Linked DNA regions of Mus musculus: region 1 is linked to region 2. The links are chromatin contacts, found by Hi-C or POLR2A ChIA-PET in ENCODE. All regions are on one chromosome and are shown on one strand. The core of a region is the stretch at or near the end of the contact, and the rest is flanking DNA. Distances in the headings are between cores, read along the strand shown. Region 1 holds the start of Pam (peptidylglycine alpha-amidating monooxygenase). Region 2 holds the start of Gin1 (gypsy retrotransposon integrase 1).

The links. Hi-C counts contacts between places; a loop is a spot of excess contacts on that map. ChIA-PET counts read pairs that join two places held with the same protein, here RNA polymerase II (POLR2A).
Region 1: a loop to region 2 is called in a map of heart, with 14 times the contacts of the local background. The contact joins the promoter of Pam here to the promoter of Gin1 in region 2. A Hi-C loop is called at or near these places in 1 of 37 maps with a recorded cell type or tissue (heart). POLR2A ChIA-PET finds 5 or more read pairs at or near these places in 1 of 5 experiments (embryonic stem cell).

What each region holds. Positions count from the first base shown.
Region 1 is chr1:98,093,486-98,099,215 of GRCm38, reverse strand. It overlaps Pam (peptidylglycine alpha-amidating monooxygenase), which reads left to right and starts at 3,570. Exons shown (of 26, transcript NM_001357127.1): 1 at 3,570-3,731.
Region 2 is chr1:97,767,877-97,773,752 of GRCm38, reverse strand. It overlaps Gin1 (gypsy retrotransposon integrase 1), which reads right to left and starts at 3,581. Exons shown (of 8, transcript NM_026250.3): 1 at 3,498-3,581. It overlaps Ppip5k2 (diphosphoinositol pentakisphosphate kinase 2), which reads left to right and starts at 3,661. Exons shown (of 28, transcript NM_173760.5): 1 at 3,661-3,898.

The DNA.
Region 1 (5,730 bases), core at 2,321-4,820, 330 kb before region 2:
AATGACCATTTACATCTGTGAAATACACTTTGTGCCCTTGTTCTTCTGCATACTCTTGGAGCCCAGGAGTGTGGTGATTCCTTTGTTTTTTCAAAGGAAATTCGATGTGCACATTCTCCTTACAAGGGTTAGTAGAGTAAGACAGGGAAGCGATCTTAGTGATTCTACTTAATGAGGAAAAAACCCTTCCCCTATGTGTACACTGATGGGAATTGCACAAGTACAGCAGGAAGGGGTTTGCTGTTCCACGCTCAGAGTTTCTTTTCTTAACACCATGAAATTAAGAACGTGCCAGTGTGGAGCTGCATACCCCTGATCTCTTTCAAATAAGCAGTGTAGTATATTATTTCCTTTATGTTCTTTTACAGCTCATGCAGGGAAAGATAATTGAGTCCTTGACAGATGTCTATATTTCAGAGGGAAATTTATTTGTGAAAGAACAAACATGTATTACTTTTAACACAGGGCTATTCATTATGTGGGCCACAAGGTGCCTTTCGATGACTTGTAAATTGAAATTAATATTTTCTCTTGCCGTCCTAAATATGCATAAGCAATTTTGACTGGTTGATGCAACCAACTCAAAGCTCATTCTTGGATTTCCATGTAGCTTTCTGCTCTTGATCAAGACTGGGCACTCTTAGGTCATATGTGAAGTGCAGAATAAGAAAGCATTTATATTTCCTTCTTTTTCCAGAGAAGCTCATGGACCTGCACATTCCGCAGTATTTGCAGAATAAGTACTCTCTACCGCACCCATCCTCGCAAGGAAGTGTCTCTTAGATGTGGCCCAACAGAAGGGAAACAGCAAAGATTCTCCACGAATTCATCTTTACTCATGTGTGCTTAGAATGTCTACCTTTACTTGAGTGTGCTCAGAACGTCTATCTTCCAAACCAAACACGGGTGTTGTACAGATGAGATGCTCCTAACAATTTTGTATGAGGTGGGTCAGCTTGGAGAACTGCGCAAGCAACAATCACATGATGGCAGATTGAGAAAACAATTGGGAGCTTTACAGGGAAATGTGTACCTCCATCTGCTCCACAGCACTGCCTATGAACATGCTGCTCTCCATAAATTATGCCTCACGTTCTTAGCTGTTGGCTGGCTGCACATCTTTTGCACCATGACTACGCATAGCATTATAGAATTAAACTGATAGCATACAGTACCAGAAAGGACCTTAATTTAATGTTATCCCTGTAGGGGATGACTTTTTCAGTGGTAGGAGAAGGCTTTGTTATGGTTTGCTTCTAATTATTGCTGCCTACATACAAATTGGCATGCCCTAAAGCCACAACTCCTGAAGCTCTCTGGCTGCAGGCTTGAGGTGGCTTCCCTAGAGGGCTGATGAGTCTTTTGTCAAATTGACAGCAACTAGAGTCACCTGGGAAGTGGGACCCTCAAATTAGGAATTACCCTCATCAGATTGGCCTCTGGAGTCATTGTCTTGATGTATTCCTGACTGTGGGAAAGCTTGGCCCACCAAGGGTGGTGCCACTCCTAGGCAAATGGCTCCAAACTGACTAAGAAAACAAGCTGAGCAAGCTATTAAAAAAAAAAAATCCAGGAAACAGCATTCCTCTGTGATGGTCTTTGCTTCTGTTCCTGCCTCTAGGTTCTTGGCTGAGCTTCTGCCTAGTCCCTCAGAGATGGACAGTTTCCTGAAAGTGTATGCTGAACAAACCCTTTCCTCCCAAGTTGACTATTGTGTGTGTTTTATCACGGCAACAGAACACCCAAACCAAACTAGGACACCAGAACTGAGTTTGCATTCTGAAACCCTAAACTGTCCACCAGGAGCTTGAGGGTATGAGACAAGAGTATAGTTAGACATTTTAACGATCTCTCTCTCTCTCTCTCTCTCTCTCTCTCTCTCTCTCTCTCTCTCTTTCACACACACACACACACACACACACACACACACACACACACACACACACACCTGTGAACAAGAAATTTTCTTGGGATCAGAAGGTATTGTATTAAAAAAAAAAAAAAGTCCACTACAGCCTGAGAACACTAAATCAAGTTTTCTTCTCTCACAAAAAATTAACCATTTGTTTATTTGTTTGTATTGGAGAAGGCACATATATCTATGAATGTGCATACAGAGAGCACAGAAGAGTGGCTATCTCAATGACACCTTGCTTCAAAAAGGGTTTTAAGAGCTTGTTTCATTTAGACCAGGGTAAAGAAATGACTTAGGAGCAATGCCAAAGATCAGCCCTAGTGTGTGTCGCCCTCATCAGTAAACTGAATCTGTTTCTGACGTCTTTTTATGACATTTAGTTTCTACAAAGAATTTCTTATCTCTACCTGAGAACCTAGGGTCAAAGGCTTTCCCTGGAATTTGGGTTGAGAAATAAAAGCTCAGACTGGCCTGGTCAACCTGATTTATCTCTGGCTCACCACTGCTGCCTGATAAGCTGTGATAGTCACTGAAGTAGTTTCCCTATGGAGAAATGGATTTTCTTTCTGGGAATTCCCCTGTGGCTTGAGAGCATAGCCTCCTTCACCCTAGCTCCCCCTTTCCACTGCATTTTCTTCATCTCATTCCAGGGACTTCTTCCACATCTTCAGTGACCTTCTTCCAATATCCCCCAATCCTGCCAAACAGAACTTCATAGATGGAGGCAGAGAGGAGCTCCTTGAAAAGACCAGCACTTGGTTGCAGAGCCACAGTAGCACAGGGATCTGCTGCGACAATAAGATTAAATAAAAGATATGGTGGAACTCTGGAGAAAGAAGCAGAGGACTTTGCACAGCAAGGGCACCATGAATACTCCAAAAGTCACTACACAAGGGGAGATTTAAATACCTGTTTCTATTAAAAGCTCTTCAATTGTGTGTGTGTGTGCGTGGGGGGGGGGGTGTGCAGATAGTAACGCGCAGTGACCAAACCTCTACCACACAACACTTCTGGCTTTTACTCATCCTGTCCTATTTCTCTTGCTTTAGGGCGATGCCGGGATGGGACTGGTCTGGTTGTCTTGTGTGCCAAAGCTGAGTGCTCCTCAGAAGCAGAAAGGGACAGCAGGTGGAGGTGGGAAGTCAGGAAAGGCAAACCTCTGGTCTTGGGGTTCTGGCCAGGAAACCGCATGCAACCTGTGTGTGGTTCGAATTCAGGGACCTGGCTGCAGGAGGTGACTTCGAATGGAATTACACCTCAGCTAAGGGTTCGAAACCAGCATCTTCTCTCCGGGTGCAGACCACCTGGCAGAGCCCCAGCCCAAAGGGCGCTGAGGAGGAAGGAGGTCCCTCACCCCCTCGGGAAGCAGCCCCCTATCCAACTCAGATCTCGTCCTCTACCTCTTTCCACGCAGCTGGCGCGGTCACCGCGCGGGGCTGGCCAGAAAGGACCCGGGACTCCGCCGCGTCCCAGAGACTATCGGGCCCTGGCCTTCTCCACGCTCCCCAGAGACCTTGGGACAGTGGCCACCCTCCGACCCGCCCGGGACTCCAAGCACCCGCCGCGCGCTCCCCGGGAGCGGGGAAGCCAAAGCCGGGCTCTGAGGGCTGGAGGCGGAGCCGAGGCGGGAGCCGCCCCGGGGGAGGGAGCGGGCGGTCCCGGAGCCCAGCGCGCGGCCCGGGAAGGAAGGAGGCCAGCAGCGGCCGCGGCCGCGTGCTCAGCCTGTCCCCGCCCTGGGACCCGGAGCCTCCAACTAACTCCGCCCGCCGCCCGCGGGCTCCCGCTTCCGTCCCGGGAAGAGCCTGCGGCCGCGCAGGTTAGTGTGGCCGGCGCCGGGCGCGGCGGGGAGAGGGTCGGGCGCGGGGCGGGGCGCGGAAGTTGGGCAGAGGCGGGGCGGGGAGCGGGCTGCTGGTCCCTTGGCTTCCTGGCGCAGGGACCCGGTGGGTTTCCTCCGGCGCGGCCGGGGTCCTGGCATCCGGCGTCCGAGCCTTCCTGGCATTCCCAAGTGCTGGGGTTGTCAGCACCACCGCGTTCTTCACCGGTGCTGTGCCCACTGTGGCACTTTAACTGCGCCCTCGCCTTTCTGGGCGCGTTTGTTCATTCGCCTTGGGTTTTTTGTGCCCCCCTTTTGGACAACTCTAAGTGGCGGTTGCGAAGCCCCGCGGGACCCCGAGTGGATCCTTAGGACTAGTTTGAGCGTTAGTAGGGGCCGCGCAGATTGACAGCTACGGACGTGGAATACCGACTGAGGCGCTTGAAGTGCTGGCAAGTGCCTGGAAGCATGGAAATTCCCCATCCTCATCGCCAGCCCAGCTCTGCTGTCTCCCCGCGGTTTTCTGCCAGCTTTAGAGTGTGTGTAATCCTCCAGGGAAGGGTGATTGCTCTGTCAGGCAGGATGGACAGTACCCACTACTTCCTATATTCACTAAATCTGGTTGGGTCACCTCATCTGTGTGGCCTTGGTACTCTCTTCCATCAGAATCTTTGTTGACCTGGACAAATACGCGTTGTTCTGTTGGCTGCTTAGAGCTTGCTGGGACGATTTTAGAGGGCTGTGTGGTGGTTTTGAGCCAAAGTCTTAGGCTGAAGCTCTGTGCTAGTGGGTCCCTGACCTGAGTTTGGTCCTAAAGCTGAGATTTGGTGACTTAAAGATGAATTTGGCCTGGAGCTCTTTAAGTCTGAGAGGGACAGCACCGCATTTTCTGGAACTGGTTAACAGAGCTGAAACTGTCCTTTATCCAGCAAACCCTATGTCTAAGCTATGGATCTCTGTTCCCATGGTTATAGAAATTCAACTACCATGAAGATCCTACTGGCCCCAGTCTTAGAGACAAGAACTTTTGCTTCAGATGTTTTGTTGTCTCTACAGTCTTGTTTCCATCCTACAAGTAAAATTAATTTGGGGGGGGGGGGACCTTCTTCTTTGTAAAGTGAATTCAGAAACTTAGTTGATAATCACAGACACAAGAGACATCGTTTAATGTCTTCTAACTACCTTATAAGGAAAACCGCCAAGAAAATCAGCTTTATACTCTGTATTAAATGGCTAAGGCCTGTCATTCTTATAGCCTAAATTTAATAGACATTTTCATGAGTCCCTGTATTATGCAATGCAAGTCTGCTGGGTGCTTTATAGAGCAAGACATGGAATATATTTCTTGCCCTTAAGGGCTTTCTAAACTAATTTAGTGACACCTATATCTTTATATGGACATCAAACATATTCTAACAGCAATACGTGGCTTGTAGAAAGTGTCAAGAAAGCTGTATATAAGCCCTTGTAGGTCATAATTTTGTGAGGCTGCCTCACAGAATGGAGTAAATACCAGGTTCACTAAGAATGTACTTTCTAAAACTAATGTCTCAAATGCCCAGGTTTCATCAAATAGACGCACATTTGGAAATAACTATTTTAGAGCAAAAGCAGCCAGTAAGACAGTGGTCCTAATGCCGGGACCCTTTAATATAGTTTCTCACATTGTGGTGACCCCAACCATAGAATTATTTTTTCTTTATAAGTTCATAACTGTGATTTTGCTAATGTTTTGAATTATAATGTGAATATCAATATTTTCCCAATGAGCTTACCCTCAAGGGGTCTCGACCCACAGGTTGAGAACCCTCACTTAAACACTGTATTATGTGGTAATCAAATACTGAAAAGCTACCATAATTTTATCCAAAACTTCAATTAACTGGGTAACCACGTTGATGTTTTTCTCCTCCTCTTGGGAAGGAAATTATAATGCCTAGAAAAATAACTAGAGAGTGGAAAATTTTGTTTTTATGAACATAACTTAAAATAACTTTATTAT
Region 2 (5,876 bases), core at 2,332-4,831:
GAGACTACCCCCAACACACACATACACGATTATCTGGCACATGCCAGAAACAAAATTGGAGATACCAGAGGCAGGCGGATTCTGAGTTCAAGGCCAGCCTGGTCTACAGAGTGAGTTCCAGGACAGCCAGGGCTACACAGAGAAACCCTGCCTCGAAAAACCAAAAAAAAAAAAAAAAAAAAAAAGGGGGGAGATACAATGATAACCAACAAAACGCATATCCTCCTGACCCTCGTGAAGTTTACTTTATAGTGGGGTTAGAGGCTATTTTGAAAGGTTAGCTCAAGCTGCTTCACTCATAGTAGTTAAAAACAGGATGGGACCCAAGTGCCTAATGACAAATAAATATAAAAAATATGGCTTATATACATAATGAAATATTATTCGGCCTTTTAAAAAGAGCTAATTCTAACACATGTAATAACATGGATATAAGCTGGGCGTGGTGGTGCACACCTTTAATCCCAGCACTTGGGAGGCAGAGGCAGTCGGATTTCTTAGTTCGAGGCCAGCCTGGTCTACAAAGTGAGTTCCAGGACAGCCAGAGCTATACAGAGAAACCCTGTCTCGAAAAACCAAAAAAAAAAAAAAAAAAGAACATGGATATAACTTGAGGATATTATGCTAAGTAATTTCTTTAAAAGGCAAAAGTTGTCAAATTCATATCAACAGAAAATAGAATGGTGGTTTCTAGGAACCGAGTGTATCTGGGTTAGATAAATTACCATCTAGTGTTGCCTGGCAGAGCCAGTAATAGCCTAGGGACATGACTTGGGAGCTTTTCCCTGAGGCCCTGTGGCAAGGAACAGTCCCTTCTCTAAAACCTGGAGTCTGCTTGGGACCAGGGCCTTGGGGGTAGCTGTAGCTTTAGGTCTGGAGAACCTAACCTTTGCCACTGAATGTTGCTATAGATAGGAGTGCCAAGGTCACTGCACACTCAGTCCTGGTGCTCTAGAGATACTCAGTGTTCCCTTTGCACACCATGACTTGATTAGCAACATTTCTGCTGTCTTTGTCTCACTATGTGACAGTGCCTTCCACTGACATGGTCCCACTTCTCCCTCAAACTTCTTTTTACAATGCTGTACTTCTTAATAAACTTGCTTGACATAAGCCATCAGCTTTGGCAAGATCCCTGATCCTGGTTTTACTTTCTTCTTTGTCTTCTCATCCTCTGGTCGTCCCACTTAAGACCCTGTCACTGAAGAACTCCCTATTGGATAAGTTCTTTATTACAATCTAAAATATTATATCGTTATTATGTTATTATGATATTACAATAGCGTAAAAAGCAGTAGGATTCTGTATGGAATTCATACTTATTTCCTGTTGGCCCCACCGTTCACTCACTCCTCTCTCCCTTTTCCTTTCACATTTTCGCCCTCTCTGTATTCTCTATTGCATGTTCATATCATATGTGTTCAATTGGTCTCCGTTACCTCCCTCAGAACTGGTCCCCCCGCCCCATCATGGACTCTCTTCTCCATTCCTGGCCCCTACACATAACCACCCCTAAATTAACACATTTATGTCTTAAGATTAGATCTAAGAAGAATACGTCAGAACACGGGAGAACATAGGTATCTTTTTCAGCCTGAGCTAACTTACTTAGGACAGTATTTTCCAGTGTCATTCCTTTTGGTTTGCTTTTGAAATGTTTATTAATGTCATTTCCCTCTAAGGCTGAGTACCAGTCCATAGCACATGTATTCTACAGACATTCTGTGATGGACATCTGGAGTGATCTCATTTCCTTGCTAATGTGAATACAAGAGCAGTAAGCAAAGGTATGTAAATGTCTCTGTGAAAATATTCACATACCCTGGGATATGCCCAGAAGCCGGAGAGTTGGGTCACGTGGAAGTTCTAGTTTTAGTTTGTGAGAGGCCCCGAGCTTACTCCCATGTAGTGCCGCACCCGTTCATACCCCACCAGAACTGAATAAGAGCTCCCTTCCTCCCACCTCTGCATGCTTTTGTCATTTTGTTATTTGACCTCTTAAGGATGGTGACCTTAATGGCCTAAGATGAAATTTCAAATTTGTCTTAATCTGCATTTACCTAGTGGATAAAGATGTTTAACAGTTTTAAAACATAGTTTCGATGACATGTATTTCTCTTTTGAGAATTTTTCACTCAGTCCTTTACCCACTTATAAAACTGGATTCTGTATTTTTTCCTTAGTATTTTGATTTCTCTGCACATTCCAGGCAGCAGTCTTCTACTAGTGGGAATGGTTTTTCCCTACTATGCAGGGTATCTTTTCACTCAAATGTTTCCTTTGCTGTACAGAAGCCTCTCAATTGTGAGAGCTGCCCACATTAGCTACCGTGTCACTGTTACTATAAAATGAGCAGGAAAGGCACCAAGGAGAATGGTTTATTCTGAGTCACAGTTGGACAGCCCTGTGTCCCATGATAGGGAGGCCGGTCAGCTCGGGTGAGGCAGCTGGGCATATGCATTCCGTTAAAAGCTGAGCACCAAAGTGTTGCAATTTCATCAGGATATTTGATTAGGTCTTTACAGCATGTTCCTCGTACAACGTTAAGAACAACAAATATTTTTACCAATACTTATTGCTTAACATCTATAATTTTGTCTTGCGTAACCAATGAAAACAATTAACTATTCTTTTTATTTTTAGCATGAAGCTACTATTAAAGCCAATGAAAGGTTACACAGTAAGTTTGTATTCTAACTTCAAAACACAAAAGTTGTAATGTTTTAATAAACACAGGATTGTGGGATTAGGGTTCCGACTTTTGAATTATTCTGCTTTAATCTCTGAAAACTGAACCCGTACAATTATATATTAACTGGGAGGAGGCAGGGATAAGCCTGAGGCGGCAATACTTCAGACCATACCCTGCCTCTTTTCCCTTTATTTCCATATGCATACAGATAAAGCCGCACAGGACAAATTCAGGTCCATTTTGAAAATTGAGATTTTTTTAAAAAGTGTATTTTCCCTTTAGAGCTTTAAGGTCCCCACCCCACCCCCCTTGAGCTCGTTCCTTTACACAGGTGTACGTTTTCACACTGAATGGTGACTACTATGCAGGACGAAACTCCTCCAGCTTCGGACAAGCGCCGCTGCACTCGAGTTTTGAAGGCAGTCCAGCATTCGCCGCCGCCGGCAAGGGAGAGCTCCGCAAGCTTTTTGACACCTCGTTAACGGACCCCTGAGGGCTAGGTCCCGCTAATCCTTGCCTAAGCAGGAAAAGGACCGTTGACAGCTCAATTATACCGAGTCGCCACCTCCCTGAGCCCAACAGTCCTCGCCTCTTTGCAGCCACCATCCGCGGCGCTGTGCAAGTTCAAGGCCCTCCCGCCCCAAACGGCGCCTGCGCGAAACCTCCGCTAGTCAAACCCGTCCTTAGAGCAGTCGAAGGGGACCGTTTTAAAGTTACTGGAAGGCTACGTCTCCGTTTTTAAAAAAAATGAAGAAAAAAATAAAGAAAAATAGGTATGACAGAACACACTAGAACGACCACTCACCGAAGTGGTCCTAAGTGCAAACGGCAGGTTTTTAACTCTCCTCTCGCGATTTATCTGGTGCTACCGGAAGCGGAACTGCCGGGGGTCGGAGTTCTGGTGGCGCTTGTGGAACAGGAAGGCTCAGGCGGGTCGTTGGTCCGCCGGAAACTGTTCCGGCCGGTGCAGTTTCCGTGGGAGCCCTGTGGAGGGCGGGCAGGGAAGAGGCGTGTCGGAGGCTCCTGAGGTGTGCCAGTGCCAGCGGTTCCGCGGTGGCCGGCGAGGGAAGCTTCAGGTCCACGCCTCCGAGAGCCGCCTCGGCACAAGCGTCCTTCCCTCGCCCCCGCAATTAAAGGGGGAGGAACCGAAACCTGGATGGGCTCAAGCATCTCCCGCAGATCGCTTGCTGCCCGCAGCCACGGCAGGTGAGGACCGGGAGAGGCGACATCTCCGGCAGCCCGAGGCTCGCCGCCGCCTCCAGGTGTTTGCTTTGTCTCTGCTCCACGGTGCGGATGCGGGACACGTGGTCTTGCAAGAGCCACGGACAGTCGCGGAGGGCAGCGTGCTTGTGGACGAGTGACAGAACATCCCCAGGGTCCCTTTCAGGCTTGATTTCTCCTCCGCTTCCCGAGTCGCTTCCTCTTTTCATTTCTAGAGTTTGAAAAGCCCGAAATTGCAGTCCCGCTAGTTAGGGAGCTACCCACGTTCGACTTGTATTTGGATCTCCGTTCACCGAGGGGTGCGCCGTTGTTTGGCTTCTTCTGTGGGGAGAGGTGTCTGTTTCATTCCCTATCCTTTGCTCTGCTTGTCTTTGCTTTCCACACCCACTTCCAAAGAACAAAAGCACTGTGTGTGTGTGCACAGCGGCGTTGCAAGGTAAGAGACGAGGTTGCAGGTCAATGCCGCACCCGCGCCTTATCGATTACACAGCGTTGCGTCCTCCCATGTAGATAGTGACCTTTGGATCTCATCCTGGAGGTTCTGGACAACTTCCTGAGAGTTACCATTCTTGAGGTTTGTGGTAATGGTCGTTTTGCTTTTTGCGTCCTGGAAGACACAGAAGTAGGAAGCATGGCTGACTTAAGCATTAGCCTATACCGGGGCAGGATTTTGTTTCACTATTACAGTTTTTTTTTTCTAACTGAAACCCGTGGTTTTTGAGCAATAATATAACGATAGCTGATATTAGTGTGTAACAGTACCACATGGTTTGCACATATATTGTCATTCATCCTTTCAAGAGGCTCGTGAAGGTTGTTAGGTTATTATATTTTTAAGCCGGAAAATGGAAAGTTAGTGAGGTAGTGGAACTTACCCTGGTTACATTTTGCCACAGGAAAACCTTTGAGTGTTTACTAGAAACTAGATCTGAATCCAGCATCTGTATTCTATTGTCCTGCCATTGCTCTTGTTATTCCAGTTTCTTCACTAACTATCAGAGGTTATGCATCCATAGTGTGCTTGTGTATATGTGTGTGACAAATGACAGTCGTGATCTTTCTGCAAATTCTGTATGTGCTGTAGAATTACATATTTCAGACTGTCGAATGTATTTTCTGCAGCATAGGCTATTTTTTGAAAAGGCAAGTGGAAAAACTGATGACTAGAAGGCTCATAATTGTACAATGCTTGCTATCTCAGTTTTTAGGTAATTATAAAGGTATTAAATTTAACAATTGATAGACTATTGAATCTAATACTAGGCATAAGAGTAGTTCATTTAGTTTTTCTGATAATTTGAAATGTTTGATAATTAGAAACAAAACCCTGAGCACTCACATCATTGTCAGGTGTGAAACAGATCATTGGGAAAGGTACGTATGGAGCACAAGGAGACAAAAAGGTTAAGAAATGTGTTTGGGGTTTGGTAGATGCATGAGAAGAGTCTGGGAAGCATTCTTTGAAGTCTTCCAGTTTATTTCAGGAATAGGAACTACCTCTAAAATGGCAATAAAATCCAAACCAAAAAGCTAACTCAGCAGAAAGGTAAATTCCAGGCAGAAATGCTGACTCAGCAGAAAGAGGTATACCTTTTGAAGAGGGAGAGGAATCAGTCATTTGCCAAAGTTGTATGGAACTTGGAACTGTCTTGGTTTATATAATCGAAAAACCTATTCTAGCTTGCCTTTCCTAGCAGGAAGAAACCAATATTTAACACTTTTTATGTAACTTCTTCCTAGTGCCTTGGAATTTAGCTATCATTTATAATAAAGTTTCCACTAGAAAATGCTTTGGGATCTCAGGAAAACCAGTTATGTGTTTGTATTCCGGTTGAACAGCAGTTGATGGAGCTCCAGTTTCCTTTTTAATTTTTTTATTTTTAGTGGAAATTTACTAATTCCGGGGCTGGACTTCTGGACTTTAGTGGAACCTATGGAAAGATAGCTTGGGGGACTTTTGTAA